Regions from separate parts of the Homo sapiens genome. Here region 1 is linked to region 2. Evidence: chromatin contacts called from ENCODE Hi-C or POLR2A ChIA-PET data. All regions are on one chromosome and are shown on one strand. The core of a region is the stretch at or near the end of the contact, and the rest is flanking DNA. Distances in the headings are between cores, read along the strand shown. Region 1 has its middle 150 kb from the start of LINC02742. Region 2 has its middle 260 kb from the start of LINC02742.

Evidence for each region. Hi-C counts contacts between places; a loop is a spot of excess contacts on that map. ChIA-PET counts read pairs that join two places held with the same protein, here RNA polymerase II (POLR2A). Pooled maps may share reads with other maps.
Region 1: a loop to region 2 is called in a map of IMR-90, with 6 times the contacts of the local background. The contact joins two enhancer-like sites. A Hi-C loop is called at or near these places in 4 of 168 maps with a recorded cell type or tissue (Calu3, IMR-90, PC-9 and 1 more) and 3 of 50 pooled maps. POLR2A ChIA-PET finds 5 or more read pairs at or near these places in 1 of 52 experiments (PC-9).

Annotation. Positions count from the first base shown.
Region 1 is chr11:28,755,118-28,759,296 of GRCh38, forward strand. No RefSeq gene overlaps it. Among named protein-coding and RNA genes, the nearest start is that of LINC02742, 150 kb to the right of the region's middle. Within about 2 kb of position 1,999, at least 4 of the 41 ENCODE cell types and tissues checked have a DNase peak (open chromatin) inside an H3K27ac peak, as active enhancers do; they include IMR-90 and endothelial cell of umbilical vein, where a contact is called at or near this core.
Region 2 is chr11:29,158,341-29,162,595 of GRCh38, forward strand. No RefSeq gene overlaps it. Among named protein-coding and RNA genes, the nearest start is that of LINC02742, 260 kb to the left of the region's middle. Within about 2 kb of position 1,396, at least 2 of the 41 ENCODE cell types and tissues checked have a DNase peak (open chromatin) inside an H3K27ac peak, as active enhancers do; they include IMR-90 and endothelial cell of umbilical vein, where a contact is called at or near this core.

The DNA.
Region 1 (4,179 bases), core at 749-3,248, 400 kb before region 2:
TTTCAGAAGATGACACCCCTCCCCATTCACTTACTACTACTTTATGAAACCTTTCTTGCATTCCAACCAAACTGAACACCTTGTTCTTGCAGGAGTCTCTGTCTTTGAATATTGCTGTCCTTTGTGCTATTAATTCTGAAATCACATTCAGCTCAGCAGAAGTTTTCATCATGAAGTTGACTATCTCCCCCAGCCCCAAAGAAGGCAGTTTAGCAGCTTCTACACACCTCTATCATGACACATCATTGTATGTATTGTAAAAGCTATCAGAAGCCACTGCTTACCTCACCACCACCTGAAGCGTAGCTCCTTGAAGACAGAGAGTACAGAATGTATGGCACTTTTTGCCCTCTGAGACCATAGCACAGTGCCTGGTACACAGAGGACTGTCAGTAAATGACAAAAGAATAAATGATCCTACCACCAGGAGGACAGTAATCCAGGTGAGATAAAGTGAATGAAGCCTAAGGATTCAGGGAATTGAAAGGTAGGTATGCAGCTGTGGCAAAGACTCATATACAATATTTATTTGCCTCTTTAGCTGTCATTAAGCTATAAAATAAAACATGTATTTTTAAGTGCCTTATCAAAAATATCAAGTAGGCACTTTATATTTGACATCACATTTAATATCTACAAACAACTCATGCAGCATATACTATTACTAGTCCCGCTGATTGATAAGAAAGAGGCTCAGATAATTAATACAGCTGTCACTTGTTTAAGTTGCGATTAGCCCCCTGACCATCCTGACTTCAAACTCTATACTCCATCTTTTAAATTGATTCCATATACATACCGGCTTTCAGGTTGATACATAGGTTATTTTCATGAAAAATATTTTACCTTGTTCAAATGAAGTATTGAGATGCCTCCCAAAGGTGAAATCTCTTTTCAGCCCAATCTTCATCCAACCCATTATTCATCCATCCCATTATTTCTGGGGCAGAATGTAAGAGTACACAGTGCTTTTTAACTTCCTATTTTATTTTAAAAAATAACATTTTAGGCTGAGCGCCGTGGCTCACGCCTGTAATCCCAGCACTTTGGGAGGCCGAGCCGGGTGGATCATGAGGTCAGGAGATTGAGACCGTCAGGCTAACATGGTGAAACCCCATCTCTACTGAAAACACACAAACAAATTAGCCGGGGTGTGGTGGCACGTGCCTGTAGTCCCAGCTACTCAGGAGGCTGAGGCAGGAGAATCACTTGAACCCAAGAGGCGGAGGTTGCAGTGAGCTGAGATCGCACCATTGCACTCCAGCCTGGATGACAGAGAGAGACTCTGTCTCAAAAAATAAATAAATAAATAAATAAAAATAAAAAAATTACCAGATATTTCTAAATTCAGGGAAAACCCCATTTGAATTTTTTAAAGTTGGTGCCAATTCCATCTGGTTTTAAAAGTGCCTTGAAAAACATCATACTGAAAACAAACATTGACAACTACTACTAACTCCTTTGAGAGACATATTGGAATGAGCAGATTGTCACCCTTTAAATGCTGAGCCTTTAAGTTAGGATGGAAGCCCTGCCTCACTTGCCCATCCTGTCTGTCACTGGTAGGGAATCAAATCACAGAAGCTGAACAACCAGAACCGAGTCTTCTAAGAGGCCCAGCTTGGCTTCTTGTTCTGTGCAGATGAGTAGAAGGTGGTAAAGAATATGAATGACAATTATTGGTTTGAATATTTTCCAAAGGTAGAATTTGCAAGGCTATTGAAATCCTGTTAGACAAGACTTATTGCCTATGCATTTACAAACTGTGCAATTTAAGATAGGTTAGAGTGAATGTTATGCTCAGAGCTGCTAACAAGGAGGCCTCTCACCAATAGGCACTGTACAATATTATGGTAATCTTTTTGGGGAGTTTGTGGTAGCCAGCCTTTTTGCTACACAGTAAGGATCCAACCTTATTCCAAGTTATCCCTCTTGTCCAAAGTAGGACCAATACTATTCATAGGCTATAAACTTCTTACTCATTCCATTTCTGTAATTATGTCAAGGGAAAGGAATTTTCTTCAATTGCCAAGTAAGGAAAAGTGGCAAGTAGTAGAGGTTAAGTTCAGGTCATTGTGATGGGTGAGAAATTTGGGCTGGAATGTGGTCTTCCCGATGTGCCAGTGTTCATAATTTTACACTCTTCAACCTACTACTCTCTGATGTGAGATGTTGATGACTTCAATATAGGAGAATCTATGGGACTTCTCCATAGCTTGTGAGATTAGAGCTTGTTCCTCTGTGAAGCAAACAGGGATTTCTGAACTTGGATACTTATCTTTCGAGATAAATGAATTTTCTGTTTATTTTTCTCTTTCTTCCAAAGCTGGAAGAAAGAACTTGTAAGAGATCACAGCAATATTCTCCAGTTATTTTCTTCTTACAATTTAGGAGGAGAGAAAAATGTATTTAGTCTATAGATAAAACCTGGTTTTGAGATACTCCATTTCTCATCTTTAAACCTGAGATAGTTCTTAATATTGGAGCACTCACTGTTTTCCCAGTTTTTGTATGAAATTATTCATATAATATTTACATTCTCATACAGTTTTATTTTGTTTTTGGTCTCTATTCCTTTCATTTTTGTTTTAACCTCAACATTAAGCCTTGCTTTTACTTACCGATATTAGTGACAGGTTCTGTAAGTTCAAGTGCAATATGTTGGGCATCACTGAAAGCAGCTCCATATCATACTGACCTTCCTGGAGAAGGTAAAGCACAACTCATTGGTTTAATCATTGCATTCCATAAAGGAAGATGTCACTTAGCCAGCTTTCCTTTCAGTGCCAGAAAATCAGCTCAAAGTATTTTTCTTCAGATAAGTGAGCATGCTTGTCATAGCTTACTTACGCCTGTTAAATCTTTATATGAAATATTTTACAGAGAAATATGTAAATATTTTGACTGCTTGTGCCATTCTTTTCAGACTACTTTGCAGATTACACATGGGTCTCTATATGAAACAAGAAGGAAAAGCAAGCAGAAATTTCTTAATGTAGCGTTTTTCATTAATGAAGACAGAAAGGCTAAAAGAAAAAAATGTTAAATGGAGTCTTAATGTAAATAGTCAAGAAGAGTGATATATACCCTATGGAATAGCCTCAAAGTGATATCAGTATGATGGAAATACATTATAAGGTTCTCATACAGCATATCTACTTACCTTTTCTTCTTGACAGCAGATAAGTAAACCACGGCTTAGGAGTAGATTTGCCAATGTATTTTACTGGAGACTTTTGTAGTAAGACTTTTTACTAGTTTGTTACAGCTTATGTGAACAAAATGTCTGTAAACCAGACTTTAATCTTAGAAATATATATATATTTTTACTACCTAGCGTCAGCAGATATTATATATTCTGAACACAGAGCAGAGAAAGTGAGGGAATTTTCCCCAGTCAGTTCTTATTTAATCCATAAAGCCAAGTCTTTGTGTAATTTCAGCTATTTAATTTTTGCTTTTTCATGATTGCCATTGAAAGAATAAGATAATGTTGATGACATTTGAAATATGTTAAGAGGACCAATATCAGCTGGGCACGGTGGCTCACGCCTGTAATCCCAGCACTTTGGGAGGCCGAAGTGGGCAGATCACCTGAGCTTGGGAGTTCAAGACCAGCCTGACCAACATGGAGAAACCCTGTCTCTACTAAAAATACAAAATTAGCCAGGCGTGATGGCATATGCCTGTAATCCCAGCTACTCGGGAGGCTAAGGCAGGAGAATCACTTGAACCCAGGAGGCAGAGATTGTGGTGAGCCAAGGTTGCAGTGAGCCAAGATCGCACCATTGCACTCCAGCCTGGGCAACATGAGCGAAACTACATCTCAAAAAAAAAAAAAAAAAAAAAAAAAGAGGCCCAATATCATGGTATAATTGTGCTGGTCTACTGTCTGAAATAACATGACTGTAGATGTTTTTATCAAATGACAAAATGATGACTGGTATTTATCATTTTATACCCTTCAGCCTACTACTTTCTGATGTCAAACATTGATGATTTCGGCACAGGAGAATCTTTTATATTTTTCAATGAAAAATGTTTTACTCAGTTTTTGTGGGTTGAAAATATAAGTGTATAATTTGGCTGAGAAAAACATTGCATCACTAACATTTGCTCATGACTGTGGAGCTAAACAAATTATCAGTCAAGATCTCTGGTTTGAAGCAACAGAACCTA
Region 2 (4,255 bases), core at 146-2,645:
AGACAGAATAAACTATTTTCTTTTTGGTAAGAAGACATGCAAAATACCACTGAAACAAGTCCCACACAGTTTAATCATCTCAGAGCAACCAGTGAAATCTTTCTAAAATGTATTTAGAGCATATTTGTCTTATGCTGAATAATCCCCACTGTTTTCCCATTGTACTTGAAATAAAATTCAATTTATTTGCTATGGCATATAAGGTCCTACATAATGTGACTCCCTTATATACTTTGATCTCATCTCAACTTCTTTTACTAATTTTATTAGTTATCTATTGCTGTGCAACAAGCTACTTTAAAATATTGCAACTTAAAAGAATGCACATTTTTTTATCTGCAATTTCTGCAAAGTAGAAATCTGGGCATAGCTTAGCTGGGTCTTCTGCTTTGAGGTCTCTCACAAGGCTGTAAACATGTCAGGCAATACAAAAGTGTTACCTGAAGACTCAGATGGAGAAAAATCCACTTCCGAGCTCACCGACGTGGTCGTTAAGAGGATTCAGTTTCATAAGCGCTGTTGCACTGAGAGCTTCCATTCCTTGCTGGCTGTTGGCAAGAAGCTACCCTCAGTTTCTTGCCACATAGGCCTCTCCAACACGCCCCTTGTTTCATCAAGGCTAATGAGACAAGGGAGAGAGAGAGAATCCACAAGCAAGACAAAGTCAGCATCTTTTGTGACTTAAGTAGAAAAGGGACATCCTCTCAATGTTGCTGTATTTTATTGGTTACAAGATAGTTACTCTAGGGGAAAGCATGACACTAGGTCCTGAGTAACAACAGGTGGGGTCACTGAGGGCTATATAAGAGCCACCCTATCACACTAGTCTTCTTGCTGTTTACTGTATATCTGATCCAAGATTGTTAGAAAGCTGACTCCTTGTCATTTGGTAGGTCAGAGTTAATTGTGGAGAAGACCCAAAGTCTATAGAAGTGGAGTTGGAAATGGAGGTATATTGGGCTGATTGGCAGCTGGTAAGCTACCTGGGTGTGTAGGTGTGTCCGCAGATTGGTAAATTGAGTTAGGCTGGCCTGAAGTGAAGATTGCCAAATTCAACACAAGTGTGATAGTGAAAAATTAGAAAAGGAAATATTCATTAAATATCTTTTATGACTCAGCCACCATGTTTGTTGTTTTGCACACAAAATGTTTTACAAAATTATCTCGATGATATCATCCTAATCTTTTAAATAATGAAATCCAAGGCAGAGAGATTAAGTATCTCCAAAGATTACACAGTTGAAAAATAATTCAAACTCCTAGTCTTTCTAACTTTAATAACTGTTCATTTGCCACTGTCCCACAGTGGCTTCTGAGATGTCAGGGACTTCTCAGAGGAGCTGGTGGCCCAGGCTCGTGCTTTAGCTGGGCTCTCCTATTGAGCTTTCTCCAGGCTCCAGCGATGCTCCTTTGCATTCTGCTGCTCCCTTATGGCCATGACTGTAATTACAGCTAAGTTTACAGCCCTGGAAGAGGTTTCCAAGGGAGGGAGGCAGGAATCTGAAAGAACATTGGAGCATCAACCAAGAAAATAAAGAATTTGCAAATGAGGAAAAAAAGAGAGAAGAAAAAAGAGAAAAGAGGAGGAGGATGGGAGTTAGGACACAGAAGAGAAGGAGAAGAAGGAGAATGGTATGGTTTGGCTTTGTGTCTCCACCCATATCTCGCCTGCAATTGTTGTCTTCATAAATCCCCACGTGTCAAGGGTGGGACCAGGTGGAGGTAATTGAATCATGGGGGTGGTTTTCCCCATGGTATTTTTGTGATAGTGAGTGAGTTCTCAGGTGATCTGATGGTTTTATAAGTGTCTGGCATTTCCCTCTTGCACTCTCACTCTGTTCTGCCACCCAGTGAGGAAGATGCCTGCTTCTCCTCTGCCTTCTGCCAAGATGGCAAGTTTCCTGAGGCCTCCCCAGCAAGATGGATCTGTGAGTCAATTACACCTATTTCCTTTATAAATTCCCAATCTCGGGTATTTCTTCATACCAGTGTGAGAACAAACTAATGCAGAGGGAGAGCAAAAGCAGAAGAGGAGGGAGGGAGTTAAAAAAAAGAAAAGATTGTGGTTGGACTGCTCCAGGAATCAGACAAGTTTATTAGAAAAAAACTTTCTTCTCCGGCCTTATAGAATACATGAAAGCTTGATAGAAAAGCCGAGTATCTGCTAAATAGTGAGAGGACGGCCATGCCTCTTATAATAAAAGTATACTCAATAAAGCTTAATTATAAAATAATACCTGTAAATATAAAAAGTAAAATGAATTTTCATTTTATTTCAGATGCATTATTACATTTTATTAAAAGAAACCTGTGAAATAGGATTCTCATTATCCCTATTTACAGAAGGAGAAATTGAGGTTTGGGGAAATTTAGACTTGCCTTTTGGGTCACTCAGCTAAAACGTAGTGGACCCCAATAGTACTTCATATCTTTTCATGCCAAACTCTGTCTTTTGCTTTTATATCATATGTCTCTGTTGTACCTATCTTTCAGTTTTAAAGATTCTCTTAACCTACTGGTTCTCCCTCCAGGAGGTCTTCCGGGTTTCCTAGATCCTTTTTGGCTTCAGTTTGTAGTTGCATTATCTTAGTCTTTAAATTACAGGAATTGCTCAGGTACGGTACATTTTCACATCCAGACCACTAGTTCCATGCTTTTCCCACTCACAGATGATGCATACTTAGAACATTTGAGGTCATATTGCACAGACCTTTTAAAGAGAAGTATCAGTGAGTTTTTAAAAATCTATGTCTTTATCTCCTGCAGGTGGTTGTGGGGGGAGGGCACGTAATTGAGAGTTAATTGATTGCGTGTTTTCCCCACTAGAGTTTCATTACCATCCTACACTTCTATTATATGGGTCTTGAGGATCAAGACTTCCAAGGCCATCGATGATTCAACAAATTAATACAGACCAGAGCTAGTAATCACAGCTTGGAGATGAGGGAATGAGAGCACACTGATAGAAGTAAAGGGCAGTTTGGAAGGGAGGACCAGGGCTGCTTCCTCATTGTTTTTCCTGTCTGTCTGCAGTTCATTGTGTTCTTGAAAATGTTACTTTTCCAGTACCTAATGAATGATACATCAAGGCCTGCCATGAAACTGTAGGGAGAGACTTTATGGTATGACTCATGAGCCATGCTGAATTACAGATCTTTTCTCATTAGTCTGATTAAAAACCTAAGCTCATTATGGCTCAGGAAGTGATTTAGTTTCAATGCCTTTTGGTTATGTTCCTTTTTTATTTTCCAGGAGTGCATATTTTGGCTAAGAATTCATTTTCTATTTTAAATGGTTCTAAATTTCAATTCTTAAAATGTGTGTTCATTATCATATCATTCAGACCTGTAAATGTTCTTTTTATATTTTAAGAACTATTATTTATAAGCAAAGTGATTTTAATTTTATCTCATGTAATATTTTCCTTCACAAATGAGAATCTTCAAGAAAGACTTTTGGCATGTTATTTTTTTGACTTTCTGAATAAAATACTTTTCCATAATACTGGAGAGAGAATGTTGGCTTTGGAGTTAGATCTAAGATGGATGCATACGTCAGTCATTTCCTATAGTCTCATATTGGACAATTCATTTAAACCTATTAAGTCTCAACTTCTTCATCTTTTAATGAAATTGGAATAATACTAGTGGCTTAATAGCATTGATATGAATATTAAATACGTTAATATATGTAAAGCATGTAAAACAATAGTGGCCCAACAAATGTGAGCCTCCCTTCCTCCCTTTACTAATATGTCAGTGTAGGGATTTTATATTTTAGTGCTAACAAAAAAATTCTTCAATCAGAGAGGATGATTAATTTTTAAATATGCATCGCTGATAGGATTTAAGTGTGTGTTCACATGTCTCTGGGGTCACATGTGCCTCTCTAAGTGTTAACTAGGAGTTAATAGCTTAAAACTCTTGGGATTATTTTTCAGAAATTCTGTTACAAAGCAGGCAAATGAATCACGGTCTATATGTTAACTGTTAACAGTTCCATATTAGGTGTACCCAACTGATCAGCTGAAGGGACATCAAGACCTTGTCTGGCATGTAAACATGCCCCTTGCCAATTGTGACTGAGTAGTTGTCCCTCAAACAATAATACATGGTTCTCACTGGAGGGTGGCCAATTTTTGCCCTCCAGGGGGCATTTGATAATGTCTGCAGACATTTTTTATTGTAAAAAATGCAAAGGTAGTACCGGCATCATATACAAGAATACTTACTGCTAAATGCCTTATAATGCATAG